2 separate regions of the Mus musculus genome follow, and region 2 is linked to region 1. Evidence: chromatin loops called from intact Hi-C (ENCODE). Cell type or tissue: heart. All regions are shown on one strand.

Region 1 (2,500 bases):
ATAATGAAGGGCAGGGATACAAACATAGTATCCTTACTTGGCAGTCGAAGTCTATGTACAGTGCATGCCTGAGTCCCCTCCCTGCAAGCACTGCTGGGAGCTTTAACCTCAACTGCAGGTCCTTATCAACTCAGGACTGGGTACCAGCAGGTCAAGTCTGTCAAACCCTCTAACAGCTTCTTGGCCACCTCAGCCTAAGCCATGGGCTTCCTTGTGAGCTGCCTGGAGGCCTGAGTCTGGCTTTGTCTGATCTGGCCACCTGCTGCCTCCCACTACCTGGTCCACATACCTTCAAGGTCAACTCTATGGTTTATAGGTCATCTCACTTAAAGAGCTCTTCATTTTCAAGAAATATTTTTTTTAATTATTTTACAGTATATGTCTGTGTGAGGGGTTATCCACACAAGTGCAATGCCCTTAGAGACCAGAAGAGGGCATTGGATTCGCCGGTGGTTGTGAACTGCCTAATATGGGTGCTGAGAGTTGATCTTAAGTACTCTGGAAGAGACTATACTGCCACAGAGCCACCTCTCCAGCTTCCACGAAGGCCTTCTTGAACCACTGGCAGAAACAGCACCCCCGCTGGCCAGCGCACCTGCTCACTGCTTCCTTCCCCTGAACTGTGAGCTCCAACTGCTGTTGTTCCGTCCCAATACCTTAGATGCACACCAGACCAACGTAGGTGCTTGAAGAACAGTGAAGGATGCATGGGTTTGTTAATGGGAGTTACCCCACCCTGCATGGGTATGTGTGTGTGAGGTGGGAGGGAGGGAGTCCTGCCTAGAGGGTCCTCAGGTACAGTCCTGTTTAAGCAAGTCTGTATTTACACCTGTGGTTGCCTGCTGTTTATGGGGGGGGGGGGTGCTTATATTTTCCACTTACAGCTCTGATAGAAGTTTCCTTTTAAATTAAACTCACTGAAGGTTTTAAAATTCTCTGTCTTCACCAGACTTGAAAGTAATTTATAATCCATAGGATAATTTTACAAGAGAATTTTTCTGAGAATAAAAAGAAATAAATGTAATTTTTTTCTATCAGATGTGGGTTGAAAAGGATTCTTCAGGTGGCTACAGGGAGGAATTCTTTTTTTTTTTTTTTTCCCATAAAAATACAGTATCCTGAGGCATCGAGTCCAGGGGATTCCAGCCTGGATTCCAGGTCTGCATGGGGACTATAAACCCTGAAGCCACATATGAAATCTCCAGATCTGGTTATCAGGTAGTTGTGGTGCATAGCCAGGAGGGAATGGTAGCCTGAGATATCAAACACTACCCCAAGGTCTCCCTTTATTTAGTTGCCTTGGGGAGTCTTTGTATCCATCTGCCCCAGGGCAGGAAAATCCGTTTGCATTTTGTTGTTTTGTTTCATACTACCTCTAGGGGGCAGTCTCAGCTGCTGCTTTAGGTCTTCATTGTTCTGCTTCTGTTTGCAGCACAGGCATATTGGGTATAGAGGAGTTTTGAGGGAAAGTGTCCATCAGATGGGTTAGCAAATGTGGTTGAAACAGGCTTAGAGTTTTGACATTCAGCTGATATGCACGGAGGAGTCAGCACTCAACACTAGGACATGACAGAATCTCCAGCGACACAGAGATGTTGGACCTGGGTGGGTTGTGAGGTAGAGTTTTACTGTAAGGCACATGTAGTCATCCTTATTGTGGGCATATGAACATTGAGAGCATTTGATCACAAGCTTCAGGGTGCATCTTAGTACTAGTGTACTTGCCTAGTATGTGAGGCCCTACGCTTGGTTACTAGCATCATCAAAAACCAAAAGCAAAGCAATCCAAACCAAAAATCTTCATTAAAGTGTTGCTTAATCCTCTACTGAATGCTCATCAGAACCCTTCCTTCACCATGGCGCAGACTTTGGGAGACCATTAGCTCTTCTGCCATACTGTCTAGATCTCTAGAACTCTACCAGTTAATAGTTACACAGTCCAAACTGGCTTGAATAAAGAAAGGAGCGTAGCTGGGCACGGTGGCCCAGGCCTGGAATGCCAGCTGTCAGAGGCAGAGGTAAAAGGATCAGGGCCAGTCTGAGTCCCAGAGCAAGTTCCAGGTCATTCTGGGCTAGAGCAAGATCCCACCCTGCAAAAAAAAAGGGGGGGGGGAGGAAGAAGAGAAGGGTGCCATGTGCTGTCTTATTAATAAAAATAAAAGCTACCCAAAGTGATAGAGTGGTAACTCCGCCAATGAGGCTAGGAGACAGAATACTTGAAGTTCTGTAAAAATTAGATCTGGTACTGCTCTGGTTTCAGGCGTCCACCGGTAGGTAGGAACTTATCCCCCTGGGTAGAGGGCACCTTACTGTGTGTTATATTTTGAGCCTGGAGCTGGTGGCTTAGAGAGTATGTGAGAGGAGTGGGGCTGTGAAAATCCTCTAAGACCCAAGGCCTGGCCACATCCTCTGAGGCACTTCTGGTCCCCTTTGCTGCTGCATTTATACATTTTATAATGATTATGTGTCTCCCTTTTGGGCCCCAGGTACCTTTGGGCCA
Region 2 (2,500 bases), 340 kb after region 1:
TCGTAGCTACATTGACCTTGGTAACAGACAAGGGTTGGGTATGGTTTAAGGAACTAGGAATTTGCACCCAAGACCTTGGTACTCACTTCATCCTACTGACGCAGCCAAGGCCGGCCAATAGGCTCCTGTCCCCAGCCCTCACCTGAGCTGCCCACCTCTGCACCTGCTGCAGAAGGTTCAGCCCCGTCTCACCTCGGCTTGCCCTGCGAACACCACCGGCTTCTGCTCACATCTCTGCTCACATCTCACTGTGGTTGCGGCTCTGTGGTACAGCACATGACAACACCAAACTCCTCTGTGGTCCCTGACTCTGCACATCCATCAAGCTGTTCCCACTGGAATGGCCTTGCCACCTCATCCTGAGTGTCCTTCCTACGATTGACCTCCACTCCTGCTGCCCTAGCAACTGCTGTCGCTCCCTCTCTGACCCCCAGTGTTAGTGAATTAATCTAAACGGTGAGGTTTATCTTCAGACCTGTTTCTCTGATGGGCCTGGGGCCCTCCAGATCCCCTACACTGGCAGCTAGCGGTTCAAATCCGGCCAGAAGCATGTTTGGTTTGGCTTGGATGAAGTTAGTACCATATGCGCCAACATTTCCTCATTGGCCACATTCAAGAATCCAAGATTTGCCATAAAAACGCAGGTTCTCGGCTTCTCTTACAAGATCAATTTACCTTCCAGCACTAGGCCTGCAACTGCGTCTGGCAGAAGTTTGTTGACACCCCTGTAGAGAAGCCAGAGCGACCACAGGGTCTCTACCTTCCCAGCACTTAGGGAGCTTGCCAGGCAACAGGTGCCTTTGAGTGTGAGACTCTCTCTCTCTCTCTCTCTCTCTCTCTCTCTCTCTCTCTCTCTCTCTCGGCGGGGGGGGGGGGGCACCAAGGTTCAAAGGTCAACCTCCAGTGTCATTCCTTAGGAGTGCCCACCTTGGTTTTTGAAACAGGGTCCCTCACTAGGACCTTGGGCTTTGGCTTAGGCTAGGCTGGCTGACCATCTCTGCCTCCTGAGCCCTGAGATCCTAAGTCTGCTCTGCCACGGCTGGGTTTTTAAGTGGGTGCTGATGTTGGGCCCTCACGTTTGTGTGGCAAACACTTTCCCATCTGAGCTACCGTCCCAGCCCTGACTCCCATGTTCAAGTGCAGGACAATGACTGCCCTCGGAAGGGGACGGTGGCTGGGACAGGCTGTGTGTTCAGCTCATGAAACCTCACTGGCTGTACAGCTGGGAATTGTACATTTGTTTTACATAAAAAAAAAATTTACCAGAAAAAATAGTTGCTATTAAAAATGAAAGTGGTACTTTTCAGGAAATACAAACACGCTTTGAAGGGGCATAATCCCCAGGGGACTTGGATTTCCACACTTCCTTGGAGTCAGCTGCTGTAAGCCGCCTCCTTCTAAGCTTCCTCATTCCTAACCCTGCAGAACAGAGCCCCCAAGCCTCTAGGCTCTCCTAATTATAGCAAGTGATTAGGCAGTTGCCAATTACTGGGGAAGTTTTTAAACAATCTCACAGTGTCCAAGCCAAAAGCCTACTTCATTCCCCTGCTCAAGACACCAGCACGGCCATGCTACTTGGGCAGGGTTTTTAGAAGAGGGAGGGGCCCAGAGCTCTGTACAATTAAAGCCTTCCCTCCCAGAGGGCAGAGTCTCCTGGGAGAAAGGAACGGGCCTCATTAGACAGTGATGGGCTGGAACTCCTCCTCCGCTCCGTTGTTTGCGCTGCCCAGTGTAAAATCCAGGCCCATATACGTGAGGCAAGTGCCCTGCCCCCAGCCTCTCAGGTTATTCTTCAATGCCAGCATTGCCGGCCCTTTGAGCTCTTCAGGAAGTTTCTCTCAGTCTTTGTACTACACACTAGGGTATCCATGAACAAGACAACATAGGAAGCCAGGCTGAGTGGCATATGACTGTCATCCTGGTACTTGGGAGGCAGGTTAGTCATTAGTTCAAGATCACTCTGTGCTACATCATGAGACGTTGTCTTAAAATGCAAGACACAATGGCAAAGACAATAAAAAAGACATACTAGGGCTGCACCTTTAAGGAGCTTCAGTTCCAAGGGAAGACATTAATAAGGTGATGGCTAAGAATCCTGTAGTTACCGAAGTGACGGTGACAGGGCAGAAGAGGACAGACATCAGGGGGTGTGGGGCCTCCTGACACAGCACAGTAAACCTGGGACAAGGCAACCCATGGTCCCACTGCAGGCAAACAGTTCTGGGTGACAATCCTGCTTCCAGCACATTTGGCCAATGCACCTGGGCCATTTCTTGGACCCCTACCTACCTGCCTCAGTTTCTCATCTGCTGCAGGCACAGGGAAGATGGCAGCAGTGTGTGCTGTTTGTCACAGTGTCCCCATCCTGTCAGTCTCAACTCTCAATGGGTTCATTTTGTCTGTCTTACAAATGAGGAAAACTGAGGCTGCTCAGTGGCTTCATCCACTATCTGCACAAGCCTTTGGCAGAAGGAAGCACAGCGTGCGTACGAAGATGTGG

Evidence for each region. A loop is a pair of places that touch in the nucleus more often than their neighbours do. Peaks named below come from ENCODE experiments on the same cell type or tissue, not always from the same donor. Only the 100,000 strongest peaks of a DNase experiment are listed, where the experiment ranks them.
Region 2: it touches region 1 in a loop (9-fold over the local background); 22 of 42 quality-filtered maps call a loop at or near these places.

The regions. Positions count from the first base shown.
Region 1 is chr7:125,747,001-125,749,500 of GRCm38, forward strand. All of the region lies in intron 2 of D430042O09Rik (RIKEN cDNA D430042O09 gene), which reads left to right. Among named protein-coding and RNA genes, the nearest start is that of D430042O09Rik, 40 kb to the left of the region's middle. In heart, CTCF peaks have their summits at 418 (motif pointing right) and 1,373 (motif pointing right); no DNase peak of the experiment used is centred here; H3K27ac peaks cover 383 bases.
Region 2 is chr7:126,085,024-126,087,523 of GRCm38, forward strand. No RefSeq gene overlaps it. Among named protein-coding and RNA genes, the nearest start is that of Gsg1l, 3.9 kb to the left of the region's middle. In heart, no CTCF peak of the experiment used is centred here; no DNase peak of the experiment used is centred here; H3K27ac peaks cover 394 bases; H3K27me3 peaks cover 1,132 bases.